Linked DNA regions of Homo sapiens: region 1 is linked to region 2. Evidence: chromatin loops called from intact Hi-C (ENCODE). Cell type or tissue: heart right ventricle. All regions are shown on one strand. Links, peaks and the distances in the headings refer to the core of each region. The heading gives the core; the rest is flanking DNA.

The links. A loop is a pair of places that touch in the nucleus more often than their neighbours do. Peaks named below come from ENCODE experiments on the same cell type or tissue, not always from the same donor. Only the 100,000 strongest peaks of a DNase experiment are listed, where the experiment ranks them.
Region 1: it touches region 2 in a loop (3-fold over the local background); 14 of 110 quality-filtered maps call a loop at or near these places.

What each region holds. Positions count from the first base shown.
Region 1 is chr2:26,284,466-26,291,869 of GRCh38, forward strand. It overlaps HADHB (hydroxyacyl-CoA dehydrogenase trifunctional multienzyme complex subunit beta), which reads left to right. Exons shown (of 16, transcript NM_000183.3): 14 at 418-492; 15 at 942-1,106; 16 at 5,453-6,000. The coding sequence ends at 5,488. Among named protein-coding and RNA genes, the nearest start is that of HADHB, 43 kb to the left of the region's middle. In heart right ventricle, for the core only: no CTCF peak of the experiment used is centred there; no DNase peak of the experiment used is centred there.
Region 2 is chr2:26,218,964-26,226,537 of GRCh38, forward strand. The region is part of intron 7 of HADHA (hydroxyacyl-CoA dehydrogenase trifunctional multienzyme complex subunit alpha); the gene reads right to left. Among named protein-coding and RNA genes, the nearest start is that of HADHA, 22 kb to the right of the region's middle. In heart right ventricle, for the core only: no CTCF peak of the experiment used is centred there; no DNase peak of the experiment used is centred there; H3K27ac peaks cover 527 bases.

The DNA.
Region 1 (7,404 bases), core at 36-5,035, 64 kb after region 2:
TTTTTTTTTTTTTTGGAGACAGAGTCTTGCTCTGTTGCCCCAGCTGGAGTGTAGTGGCACGATCTCGGCTCACTGCAACCTCCGCCTTCCAGGTTCAAGCAATTTTCTTGTCTCAGCCTCCCGAGTAGCTGGGACAAGCAGGCGCCTGCCACCATGCCCGACTAATTTTTTTTATATTTTTAATAGAGACAGGGTTTCACCATATTGGTCAGGCTGGTCTTGAACTCCTGACCTCAGATGATCCACCCGCCTTGGCCTCCCAAAGTGCTGGGATTACAGATGTGAGCCACTGTGCCTGGCCGATTTGTTCAACTTTAAACCATACCTAAAGTTGTTAAACTTTCACAAACCATTCCTATAAGAAAGCGTAGAGGAACATGAATAACGAGGTTCTTATTCGATTATTTTCTCTTCCAGGGTCAGATTTTGGCAAATTTTAAAGCCATGGATTCTGATTGGTTTGCAGAAAACTACATGGGTAGAAAAACCAAGGTGAGTTTCTAATTTTAAAAAATGCGTGAATTTTCAAAGCACGTTAATAATTGGATCTTAGTTACCTGTTCTTAAGAATATGAAGGGAAAGCTTCTCTTTCTTTTGAAGAATTTTGTCTTTCATTAAAGATATTTATTTCTTAGTGTAAAAGTAGAAATTCTTGTATTTCATTAAATATATTTATTTCTTAGTTTAAAAATAGAAATTATTTAGCAAAAATAAAATTCTGTGTTTTTTGTTCCTTGCATTCTGACATTAGATGAAAAATAAATGGACTCCTGACTTTTAATATTGACCTAGACTTACTTTCTTTTGCAGTAAAATTATTTGTAATATGTCTGACGTTACGTATTTTCCTCTATCTCTCTTACTTCGTAGTACTAAGAGCCTAGCTTGATTCTGATCTTAAGTAAACTTATCTTTACATTTGTGTCTTTGGGGGAGCCAGGTTGGATTGCCTCCTTTGGAGAAGTTTAATAACTGGGGTGGATCTCTGTCCCTGGGACACCCATTTGGAGCCACTGGCTGCAGGTTGGTCATGGCTGCTGCCAACAGATTACGGAAAGAAGGAGGCCAGTATGGCTTAGTGGCTGCGTGTGCAGCTGGAGGGCAGGTACGTTACAGTGGTGTCATAGGACCCTCCAGAGAGTCATTTTCTTGGAATGACTAGAATGTATGATTTAGTTTGAAACCTTCTTAAAGCAATATTTTTGATGACCTGGGGGTGGGGAGTGGGGAGGGATAACAGCTGTAATTCTGATAAAACTTTTTGTTTTTTGGGTTTTTTTTTTTTTTTTTTGAGACAGTCTTGCTCTGTCACCCAGGTTGGAATGCAGTGGTAATATCTTAGCTCACTGCAACCTCCACTTCCCGGATTCAGGTGATTCTCGTGCCTCAGCCTCCCGAGCAGTTGAGATTACAGGTGTGCACCACCATGTCCAGTTAATTTTTGTATTTTTAGTAGAGACAGAGTTTCGCCATGTTGGCCAGGCTAGTCTCGAATTGCCGACTTCAAGTGATCCACCCTCCTTGGCCTCCCAAAGTGCTGTGATTACAGGCATGAGCCACCATGCCCTGCCATAATTCTGATAATTCTTTGGAAGGAAACAGCTATTTAAACCCAAGCTATTTTTCCCCAATATAATGTTTATTTTTTACTTATAAATATATGCTGATTATGAAAATTGTGGAATATATGAAAAGTATATAGAAAAAGTTAGAATCATCTATAATCTCCCCATCAGACATTAACATTATTAACATCTTGATATATTTTCTTCTTTAATAATTAACTTTTATTTATCTAGTCACCATAAGACTTTATAAAATCTCTCCAAGAGAGAAACTATCTTTCTAGAGAACTGAATTATACCTTAACTGGGGAGTTAATTTACTTCTGGATAACTTACTGCTGTTCAGCTGGGGAAATATATTGTTGACAGATTTTTTCCTTTCTACTTCACTTGCATTAGAGACCCAACTTCCTGACTGCTGTAGCATCTCACTCTAGGAATAAAATCCAAAAGGAAGATTGTAGTTTGTTTTTTGTTTGTTTGTTTTTTGAGACAGAGTCTCACTCTGTCCCCCAGGCTGGAGTGCAGTGGTGCCACCTCGGCTCACTGCAACCTCTGCCTCGCGAGTTCAAGCGATTCTCCTGTCTCAGCCTCCTGAGTAGCTGGGATTACAGGTGCTCACCACCAAGCCCGGGCAATTTTTTTTGTATTTTTAGTAGAGACGGGGTTTCACCGTATTGGCCAGGCCGGTCTCGAACTCCTGACCTCAGGTGATCCGCCTACCTCAGCCTCCCAAAGTGCTGGGATTACAGGCATGAGCCACTGTGCCTGGCCTGTTTTTGTTTTTTTTTTTTTTTTTTAATCCCGATGTGAACAGATTTTCTCTTCCTCTAGATTACAGAAACTTCCTGTTCCTGATCAAAATGAATAAATATTTAAAAGCATAAACTGGCCGGGTGCAGTGGCTCACGCCTGTAATCCCAACACTTTGGGAGGTTGAGGCGGGTAGGTCACTTGAGGTCAGGAGTTCGAGACCAGCCTGGCCAACATGGTGAAACCTTGTCTCTACTAAAATTATAAAAACTAGCCTAGTGTGGTGGTGTGCGCCTGTAATTCCAGCTACTCAGGAGGCTGAGGCAGGGGAATCGCTTGAACCCGGGAGGTGGAGGTTGCAGTGAGCCGAGATGGCGCCATTGCACTCCAGCCTGGTGACAGAGAGAGACTCTGTCTCAAAAATAAAGTAAATGAAATAAATCTTACGTTTAAAAGCCCTTTTTCATGGATTTTCCTCAGAGACTTTGCAGAAACCAAGGGGTCAGTTATTTATCAGTTGGAACATTTTGGACTTTATGATCACAAATGCTTTTTAATCTGTGTAACTTCATCTACAGAAAACCATGGTCCATTAAGACTAGAGCGATCCCTCTATCTCTTCATGCCAGGCTTCTACCAGGGAGATAACCTGTACACATTACTCACGAGCATAGTGCGTAATCCACATAGGGTAATGTCTGCAGATTTGAGTATGTGTTCCCTAATTCTTTATCTAGCATGTAGAGTATAAATAACACAATACTGGATGCTTTTATGGATGAACAAGGAATAATACCTAGCACCTTTCTTCTAGAAGTTTATAGTATGAAGAGAGAAGATAAGATGCATCTGAGAAACTAGATTAAACTTGACATTGTTTGATCAAGAGCCACGTGAGCAATACCAACATGGTTGGAGACAGAGGAGAAATCCATCGTGGTGAATCTAGAGCAGGGTTTCTCAACTTTGGCACTAACATTTTGGGCCAAACAATTCTTTGTTTTGGGGGGCTGTGTGTTGTAGGGTGTTTAGCATGGCCTCTACCCATCGGATAGCAGTAGCAACAAGCTCCTCCCCACCTCTGCCCCAGGTACACACGGTTGGTATAACCAAAAGTATCTCCAGGTGTTGCCAAATCTGATCTAGAGCAAGAAAAAACATGGAACATGAAAACAGTGTGTTTAAAATAAAGCCAGAGAGGGCTGGGTGCGGTAGCTTATGCCTGTGATCGCAGCATTTTGGGAGGCTAAGGCAGCTGGGTGGCTTGAACGCAGGAATTCGAGACTAGCCTGGGCAACATGGCAAAACCTCGTCTCTACCAAAAATACAAAAATTAGCCAGGTATGATGGTACGCACCTGTGGTCCCAGTTACTCAGGAGGGAGGTGAGAGGATTGCTTGAGCCCGGGATGTTGAGGCTGTAGTGCGCTGTATTCACGCCACTGCACTTTAGCCTAGGTGACAGAGTTGCCTTGTCTCAAAAAGCAAATAAAGAAATTAAAATAAATAAAAAATAAAATAAGCAAGCCAGAGAGGAGTAGTCTACCTTATTATGAATTCTTTCAGGACAACCCCCAAGTCAGTCAAACCTTCCTATCCCTGCTCTTTTTTTGTCTGCTTGTGCCTTTTCAATGTACTTAACATGCCAGGTGTGGTAGCTCATGCCTGTAATCCTAGCACTTTGGGAGGCTGAGGTGGGCAGATTGCTTGAGCTCAGGAGTTCGAGACCATCCTGGACAACATGGCAAAACCCCATCTCTACTAAAAATACAAAAACTAGCTGGGCGTGGTGGTGGGTGCCTGTAGTCCCAGCTACTCGGGAGGCTGAGGTGGAAGTATCACCTGAGCCCGGGAGGTTGAGGCTGCAGTGAGCCGTGTTCAGGCCACTGCACTCCAGCCTGGGTGACAGAGGGAGGCCCTGTTTCAAAAAAAACAGAAAAACCAAGTACTTAACAGTTTGTTTTGAACTCCAGTGTATACTTGATTGAGGACAAAGACCATGTGGCAAATCTTTAAACCTGCAGTGTTCAACTTGGCACTTTGTAAATAATAGTTTCTTTTATTTACTTTTTTGTTTTTTAGAGGGTGTCTAAAAATTCTATGCTAGGATTTAGACTCATCTAAACTAAGGACATAGCTAGTACATAGCACTGTGCATAGTGCTGGATAAAAGATATTCTACTTCTGGCCGGGCACAGTGGCTCATGCCTGTAATCCAGCACTTTGGGAGGCCGAGGCAGGCAGATCACGAGGTCAGGATATCGAGACCATCCTGGCTAACACGGTGAAACCCCATCTCTACTAAAAATACAAAAAATTAGCCGGACGTGGTGGCGGGCGCCTGTAGTCCCAGCTACTCGGGAGGCTGAGGCAGGAGAATGGCGTGAACCCGGGAGGCGGAGCTTGCAGTGAGCTGAGATCGCGTCACTGTACTCCAGCCTGGGCAACGGCGAGGCACGGTCTCCAAAATAATAAATAAAAAAAATAAAAAAAGAAAGATATTCTACTTCTTCCCTTTGTGGTCCCTCAGATCATTATCTTAACCTGTGTAGAATAGTGAAGAAGGGACAAGCCCAGCCTTTGGAATCATCTAGACCTGGTTTCAAATCCTGGCCCTGTTACCTTAATAGCTTTGTGATTTGGGTGAGTCACTTAACCTTTCAGAGCCTCAGTTTTCCCCTCTAGAAACTTACTTTTATTGGTATTTGCTGTATCATGTTTATGTTTATACAGTTAAAAAAGCCCCTGGATTTCTCATTTTAACAGCATCCATTTGTAGAGCATCACTAGGAATTAGATTCTGTACTAGACAGAGCCTGATGCATATATGTATACATGTATATATGAATGTATATAAATATATATGTGTGTGTATATATATACACACATATACAAATATACTGTATGTTATGTGATGCCCACAAAAACTCTATGAAGTAGACACTATGAGCCCCATTTTGTAGAGGAAATTCCAGTTTAGACTGACTACAAACTTTCCCAAGATCACAGTGATTGATTGGCAGAGCCAGGATCCCACTCCAAAGCCTGTACTTTTCTCCTTGTTCTCTGCTGTCCCTGTACTAGGTGGATTCATCACCATTCATTGCTCTAATTGGACTTTGTTTTCTTTACAGGGCCATGCTATGATAGTGGAAGCTTATCCAAAATAATAGATCCAGAAGAAGTGACCTGAAGTTTCTGTGCAACACTCACACTAGGCAATGCCATTTCAATGCATTACTAAATGACATTTGTAGTTCCTAGCTCCTCTTAGGAAAACAGTTCTTGTGGCCTTCTATTAAATAGTTTGCACTTAAGCCTTGCCAGTGTTCTGAGCTTTTCAATAATCAGTTTACTGCTCTTTCAGGGATTTCTAAGCCACCAGAATCTCACATGAGATGTGTGGGTGGTTGTTTTTGGTCTCTGTTGTCACTAAAGACTAAATGAGGGTTTGCAGTTGGGAAAGAGGTCAACTGAGATTTGGAAATCATCTTTGTAATATTTGCAAATTATACTTGTTCTTATCTGTGTCCTAAAGATGTGTTCTCTATAAAATACAAACCAACGTGCCTAATTAATTATGGAAAAATAATTCAGAATCTAAACACCACTGAAAACTTATAAAAAATGTTTAGATACATAAATATGGTGGTCAGCGTTAATAAAGTGGAGAAATATTGGAGAACTGTTTACCTCATTTTTTATTCATCAGGGGAGGGTGGTTCTCTTGGCTTAGGACCAGATTTTTGCCTTTAATTACTCATTTATAACTTCTAACTATTGTGGTCAATGCTGAGGCTGCTGGGAAGATAAAGACAATCCTGTTTATTTATTTATTATTATTATTTTTTTTTTGAGATGGAGTCTCACTCTGTTGCCCAGGCTGGAGTGCAGTGGCACAATCTCGGCTCACTGCAACCTCTGCCTCCCCGGTTCAAGCGATTCTTCTACTTCAGCCTGCCGAGTAGCTGGGATTACAGGCACCCACCACCACACTTGGTTAATTTTTGTAGTTTTAGTAGAGATAGTGTTTTGCCATGTTGGCCAGGCTGGTCTCAAACTCCTGACTTCAGGTGATCCACCTGCCTCGGCCTCCCAAAGTGCTGGGATTACAGGTGTGAGCCACTGCGCCCAGCCTGACAGTCCTGTTTTAGAATAACACATTTTGTTTTCCCCACTGCTGAACTGCAGAATGTTTATTTCACTGTTTGGAGATGCTTCTGTTAGCTAGGATTTAAATAAAGTGTAAAGAAGTTTTTTATTTTGATCAACTACTCTAAATCCTCTCAGATTTTTGAAAACTACCCTGTACTAAAATAACATGGATGCGAGTGTTTAAAGAAACACTAGCTTCTTTTTATGGACATTTGTGTGACTGTTGCTTAGGTCTATGAAAGTTACTGGGAATCAAAATTACCCTGTAGTTCAGGGACAGATTGGGCAGGAGACCTAGTGCTAACCTCTTAAAAGGATATTTGAGAGTCCCAGCATCGTTTCCCCATGGTTTCCTTGGTAATTATAATGTGAGTTTTTAATACGAAAACCATTATATTTACATATATATCACAAAAATCAGGTATAGATAAGTTAAATATAAAATGTAAAAACCTTAAAATTTAGAAAAAAAATAACCCTGTGACCTTAGGTTGAAGGAAGAGAGGGATTTCTTGAAGAAAACATTGAAAATACTAATCATGAAAGATCTATAAATTTGCCTGTGTTGAAATAAGAACTTTTATTCTTCATGTGATGATACAGAGTGGTGGAGAAACAAACTAAAAGTGGAGCAAATATAGTAGATACAGCTTTAAAAGGATCCAGGATATATAAATAATTCCTACAAATCAATAAGAGTAAAGACCACTCGGCTGGGCACGGCGGCTCACGCCTGTAATCCCAGCACTTTGGGAGGCCGAGGCAGGCAGATCATGAGGTCAGGAGTTCAAGACCAGCCTGACCAACATGGTGAAACCCCGTCTCTACTAAAAATACAAAAATTAGCCAGGCATGGTGGTGGGCGCCTGTAATCCCAGCTACTCAGGAGCCTGAGGCAGGAGAATCACTTGAACCCGGGAGGCGGAGGTTA
Region 2 (7,574 bases), core at 1,195-6,194:
ACCATTGCACTCCAGCCTGGGCAACAGAGCAAGACTCCGTCTCAAAAAAAAAAAAAAAAAGAAAGAAAGAAAATAGACTGTGATGGGTTAAAAATGTATACTGTAAAACCCCAGAGCAACCATTAAAAGGGAAAAGCAAAGTAAAAGGCCAGTAATGAAGACAAAAAATATATATATTTTTTTGAGATGGAGTCTCGCTCTGTTGCCCAGGCTGGAGTGCAGTGGTGTGATCTCGGCTCACTGCAACCTCCACCTCCCAGGTTCTAGTGATTCTTCTGCCTCAGCCTCCCAAGTAGCTGGGATTACAGATGTGCCACCAGGCCAGGCTAATTTTTTGTATTTTTAGTAGAGATGGGGTTTCACCATGTTAGCCAGGACGGTCTCCATCTCCTGACCTCGTGATTTGTCCACCTCGGCCTCCCGAAGTGCTGGGATTACAGGCGTGAGCCACTGTGCCCGGCCAATAAAAAATTATTAATCCAAAAGAAAGCAGGAAGAAGAAAAAAGGAGCAAAGAACTGACAGGTCACCCTGGAAGGGTTAGAGGACGCACCCTTCACCACCACTGTGAGAAATCAATTTGTGAGGTGAGGCCCAGCATCTTTGCTCTGTGGTTGCTTCTCTTTGTAGGTCAGAAATTACAGTGGGAACTGCTACCATCAACTGGGATCCCTAAATGCAATGGGGATAAAGGAATCCCGGGGTGGCAGGGCCCAAGTAGCAGCACCATGCCAAATCAAGGTGGGCATAGTTACCATAATAAATAGTGGAGCCAAAGCAGTAATCAGAATAGTCTGACTTGCTGAGACCTATAGCATTGGGTGGTTGATCATGGTGTCCCTAAAAAAGAAATAGATGGGCAGTCTACTAACTCTTACTTGATCTGTATAAGCAGAAGAATTCTAGGTCTGGTAAACAGAAGTATAACTTGAATCACCTGAAGAGAGTCATGGCCCCTTAAGCAATTCCCAGAAATGAGCTAGTTTACAGACCCAGAATCTCCTTAATGAAAGGGAAGCTGTGTCCTCTTGAGGAGACTTTCCTGTTTATCTTTCTCCTACCCTTCCCCAAAGGGACCTATGGCTATTTGCCTTGCAGAAGGGGAAACAATGATTTTTTGGGGATTACTAGACACTGGCTTCTGAACTAACACTAATTCTAGGGGACCCAAACTTCGCTGTGGTCCAGCAGTCAGAGTAGGGGCTTATGAAGTCAAGTGATCAATGGAGTTTTAGCTCAGGTCTGTCTCAGTGGGCCTAGCAGGTCCCTGAGCCCATCCTGCGGTTATTTTCCCAGTTTCAGAATGTACAATTGGAGCAGACATACTCAGCAATGAGTAATATCACTATATGCTCTGACTTGTAGAGTAAGGGCTACTATGGTGGGAAAGGCCAAGTAAAAGCCACTAAAACTGCCTCTACCTAGAAAAGAGTAAACCAAAGCAACACCACAATCCTGGAGGGACTGCAGAGATTAGTGTCACCATCAAGGACTGAAAGCGGTAGGGGTGGTGATTCCCACTTCATTCTCATTCAACTTGCCTACTCTGGACAGTGCAGAAAACAGATGGATCCTATAGAATGACAGTGGATTACTGTACATCTAATCAGGTGGCAACTGCAATTCTAACTGGTGTTCCAGATGTCGTTTTATTGCTTGAACAAATTAACATACATCCTTGGACCTGGTATGCAGTGACTGATCTGACAAAAGCTTTTTTTTCTTGGTATCTGTTAGTAAAGACCACCAGAAGCAGTTTGCTTTCAGCAATATACCTTCAATGTCTTACCTTAGGGGTGGGTGTATTGTTTTCAACCATATATCATAATTTAGTCCACAGAGAGCCTGATTACCTTGTCCTTCCACAAGATATCATGCTGGTTCATTACACTGTGATATTATGCTGAATGGATCTGGTGAGCAAGAAGTATTAACTACTCTAGACATACTGGGGGTAAGACATGTGTCTGTCAGAAGGTGGGAAATAAATCCCTCCAAAATTCAGGGCCTCCCATGTTAGTGAAATTTCTGGGGATCCAGTGGTCTGGGGCATACAAAGACATCCCTTCTATGGCAAAGGGTAAGTGTTGCACGTGGCCCCTCCTACCACAAAAAAACACGGAGAACACCTGGTGGGCTGCTTCAGATTTTGGAGACAACATATTACTCATTTGGGTTGCTATTCCAGCCCATTTACTGAGTAACTAAAAAAGCTGCTAGTTTAAGTGGGACCCAGAACAAGAGAAGCTGTTCTGCCATTTGGGCCACGTGATTCAAACCTGATGGCGCCTGAAGTGTCGGCAGCAGACAGAGGTGCTGTCTGGAGTCTTTAATAGATCTCTATTAGGTGAATCACAACACAGACCCTTAGGATTTTAGAAAAAGCCCTACCATCCTCTGTGAATAACTACTCTCCTTTTGGGAAACAGTGTTTGGCTTGTTAGTGGGACTTCACAGAGACTCAAAGCTTAACCATGGGGCATCAAGTTACTGGTGACCTGAGCTGCTGATCATGAAACAGATGTTGTCTAACCTACTAAGCCATAAAGTGGGGTGTACACGGTAGCACTCCATTATCAAATGGAAGTGGTATATGTAAGACTGGGCTTAAACAGACCCTAAAGGCACAAGCTGCATGAGGAAGTAGCCAAAATACCCCACGGCCCTGTTCTTCTTTGTCTCTTCCAGCCTGCACCTATGGCCTCATGGGGAGTTCTCTATGGCCAGTTGATTGGTAAAGAAAAACTCAGGCCTGGTTTGTAGATATTTCTGTGTGATACGCAGGTACCACCTGGAAGTGCACAGCTGTAACACTACAGTCCCTTCTGGGACATCCCTTAAGGACAGTGGTGAAGGGATAGCCTCCCAGTGGGCAGTACTTCTGACAGTGCACCCGGTTGTTCATTTTGTCTAGAAAGAAAAATGGCCTGAGCTAAGGGTCTACTCTGATTCATAGGCCGTGGCAAACGGTTTGCCTGGGTGGTAAGGAACTTACAGGGAACACAGATGAAAAACTGTTGGCAAGGTGTTATGGGCTGAATTGTGTCCCCCCTACCTCATTCATATGTTGAAGTCCTATCCTCCAGTATCTCAGAATGTGACTGTAATTGGGGATAGGGCCTTTAAAGAAGCGATTAAGTTAAAATGAGGCCATTAGGGTGTACCCTAATCTAATCTGACTGGTATCCTTATGAGAAGAAAAAATTTGGAAACACAAAAGAGATGCCAGGGATGTGCAGACACAGTAAGAAAGCAGTGCCATCTGCAAGCCAAAGAGAGATGCCTCAGAAGAAACCAAACCTGCTAACACCTGATCTTAGACTTCCAGTTTCCAGAAATGCGAGAAAACATGTTAAGTTTCTGTTGTTTAAGCCACTCAGTCTGGTATTCGTTATGGCAGCCCTAGCAAACTAATATACAAGGACACCTGGGGAATAGGTCAGTGGATAGACCTCTCTGAATAGGCAAATAATGTGAAAACACTTGTGTCCCATTAAATGCTCATCAAAGAGTGACCTCAGCCGAGGATTTCAATGATCAAAGTGGATGGGATGACTCGTTCTATGGATAGCAGTCAGCATCTTTCCGCAGTCACTCTTATCACTGCTTCATGAACAGTGGCCATGATGGTGGGTGTGGAGGTTATGCATGGGCTTAGGCAATATGGACTTTCACTTACCAATTTGTGGTAAGTGGACTTATTTGTGGACTTATAGAGTACCTTATGGTATCCCACACCATTATGGTATCCCACAAAGCACTGCTTCTTATCAAGGAATTCACTTCTCAGTAAGTGAAGTGCAGCAATGGGCCATGCTCACGAAACACTGATCTTACTACATCACCGGGAAGCAGTTGCCTTGACAGAATGGTGGGATGGACTACTGAAGACTCCATCACAGTGCCAGCTAAGTGGCAGTATTTTGCAGAGTCAATGTCCTCCAGGATGCTGCTATGTTTTAAGTCAGCTTCCAGTATAGGGTGCTACTTTTCCCACAGCCAGGATTCGTGAGTCCAGAAATCAAGGAGAGCAAACAGAAATTACCCAGTTCACTATTACCCCTAGTGATCTAATCTACCAGCAAAATTTCTGCTTCTTGTCCCTGCAACTTTGGGCTCTGCCTGTCTAGAGGGCTCAGTTCCAAAGGGAGGAATGCTTCCACCAGGAGACACAACAATGATTCTACTGAACTGTTAGTTAAAACTGCCATCTGGCCACTTTGGGCTCCTCATGCCTTGGAATCAACAGGCAGCAGAGGGCGGGTACTGTACTGGCTGGGGTGATTAATCCTGATTACCAAGGGGATATTAGGTTGCTACTATACAACAGAGGTAAGGAAGAGTATGTCTCAAATGTGGCAGATCTCTTAGGGTGTCCCTTAGTACTAACATGACCTCTAATTAGTCAGTAGAAGATCACAACCCAGTTCACATGGGACTGCTAGTGGCCTAGAAGACATTTTAGGAATGAAGGTCACCCCACCAGGCAAAGAACTAGGACAAACTGAGGTACTTCCTGAGGGCAAAGGGAATATGAAAAGGGGAGTAGAAATATCACCCTTTCCACACCAAACCTGGTACACAGCCAGTGCACTGCGGTGTCATCTGAGGGAGCTGCAGTCAAGGACTTGGGTCTCTGGGGCTGGCTAAGCTCTTACACAAATGTGCATTCCTAGCCTAGATGCCTTCTATTCCTAGGTCTTTTTATATGGGGACTTTGGCTGAGGCCTTCTTCAGGTGCCTCTGCTGAGACCTTGTCAAAGGAGGAAGGGGAAATCTTTTATTTATTTATTTATTTTTTTGAGATGGAGTTTCACTCTGTCGCCCAGGCTGGAGTGCAATGGTACAATCTCGGCTCACTGCAACCTCTGCCTCCCGGGTTCAAGTGATTCTCCTGCCTCAGCCTCCTGAGTAGCTGGGAATGCAGGCATGTACCACCACGCCTGGCTAATTTTCGTATTTTTAGTGGAGATGAGGTTTTGCCATATTGGCCAGGCTGGTCTCGAACTCCTGACCTCAGGTGATCTGCCCGCCTTGGCCTCCCAAAGTGCTGGTATTACAGGCATGAGCCACTGCACCTGGCCGGAATGGGAAATCTTAAAGACACTTCTCCCAGTCTACTCCACTCTCCTCACCCAGGGTCCATAAAGCCGCAGGAACCTTTTGTTCAGGGCTTTCACAACAGTGAGATGTCCCCCACTTGTATGCTAATCTACCAGATCCTCAACCAGTGTACCATTCCATGGGGAAAACGGTACTGGGGGGAAAAAGGAGCTGGCACTTTCTTTGGTTTTTAGCCTTTTGTGTAAACTATCAAAGTAAGTGAATAAAGGCTCCACTGTTACTTTCCTTTTGGGTTGTTTAATTATTTACTCTGATATTTGATAGCTCAGTTCTCTTTCCACATCAGCTGAATACTGATCTGGAAATATTATAAATATTCATTTCTGAATACAGTAATGAATACTGTACTATTTATGAGGATTTCTTATTTTGTTATGAATATATATAATTAACCAAATATTTGTGTTTCTTCTCTATCTCCTTATCATCTAATATAAGATGTATCCATAATGGTTAACTTTATATCATAGCATTTATGTTACAGAATATGAGAGAAGAGTGAATTTCACCCAAGGACTCTGCATCCTCTTCTAGGGAAAGGATTAGTGTATTTTTGGTTGTATAAAGGAGAATTGCATTATGTCAGGATAAAGTATGACTCCTGTCATTGCCTTTATTTGAAGACTATGTATGGCTTTAGGAGATGTGTATGGGTGTCAAACAGACAAGGGGTGGAGTATGATAGTCTTCAGATATGTTAACTTGGCTAGGCTACAGCCCAGTTATTCAATAAACATTAACCTAGATGTTACTATGAAGGTATTTTATAAGTGATTAAAGTCCTATCAGCTGATAAACTATCAATATCAGGAATGAATGAGGAGACATCAGTATAGAGTATAAAAACATTAAAATGACAAGTATTATGAACAGCTTTATTGCAATAAATTTGGCAAATTGTTAATAGATGAACAAATTATTTGAAAGACACAAACTACTATCGTAGCTTACTCTAGAATGGAGAACCTGAATAGCCCTATATCTATTAATTGAATTCATAAGTAAAAATTTTCCCAACAAAGAAAACTAGGAGCCCAGGAATTACTGGTTAATTCTATCAAGTATTTAAGAAATAATACCAACTCTACATAAAATCTTCCAGAAAATATAAGAGGAGGCCAGGCACAGTGGCTCACACCTGTAATCCCAGCACTTTGGGAGGCTGAGGCAGGTAGGTGGATCATGAGGTCAGAAGATTGAGACCATCCTGGCCAACATGATGAAACACTGTTTCTACTAAAAATACAAAAATTAGCCCAAGATCTCGCCACTGCACCACTCCAGCCTGGCGACAGGGTGAGACTCCATCTCAAAAAAAAAAAAAAAAGAGGAGAGAACACTTCTCAATTCATTTTATGAAGCCAGCATTATCCTGATGCCAACACCACGCAAAAATATCATAAGAAAATTATCCTTGAGACTTTATCCCTCATGATGACATAAAAATCCTTTATAATATATGACAACAAAATGGAGTTTATTCCAAGAAGCAAGGCTAGTTCAATATTCAAAAATCAATGTGACTGACATTATTAATAGACTAAAAAAGAAGAAAACCCCACAATTATCTCTGTAGATGGAGAAAAGGCATGACAAAATTCAATACTCATTCTCAGCAAACCTGATAAAGAGCACATATGAAAAACCTACAACTAACATCATACTTAATACTGAATGCTTTCCTCCTAAGACTGGGAACAAGTTGACAATACTTGTTCTCATGACTTCTATCCAGTATTGTACAAAGGTCTTAGACATTGTGGTAAGTCAAGAAAAAGAAACAAATGACATCTATATTGGAAAGAAAGAAGTCAAACTGTCTTTACTTACAGACAACATAATTATCTATGTAGAAAATCCTCAGGAATCTATTAATAAAAAAGGCTACTAGAACTAGTAAATGAATTTAGCTAAACCACAAGATACAAGGTCCATGTCCAAAAATCTTTGTATTTCTATATTCTAGTGAGAAATTAAAGTTAAAAAAGTAAAACAGCCTACAAGTATGAAATACCTAGGCATAAATTTAACAAAATGTGTTCAAGATCTATTCACTGAAAAGTACCAAACACTGCTGAGAGAAATTTAAAGACCTAAATAAACAGAGAACTTTACCATGTTCATGGATGAAATGACTCAATATTTTTAAGCTGTCAATTCTCCCCAAATTTATATACTGACTCAATGCAATTCCAATAAAAATCCTAGCAGGTATTTTTGTAGATATGGACAAAATGATTATAAAATTTGTACACAAATGCAAAGGAACTAGTATGAGCAAAATAATTTTGAAAGAAGGGACCTGAGTTGGAGGACTCATACTGCTTAATTTCAGGATTCCCTATAAAAATACAATAATCAAGACAGTGTGGTATTGGTTTAACAAAAAGACATATAGATAACTAGGAATAGGAAATCCAATTGGCCCAAACAGATAAGGTCAGTTGATTT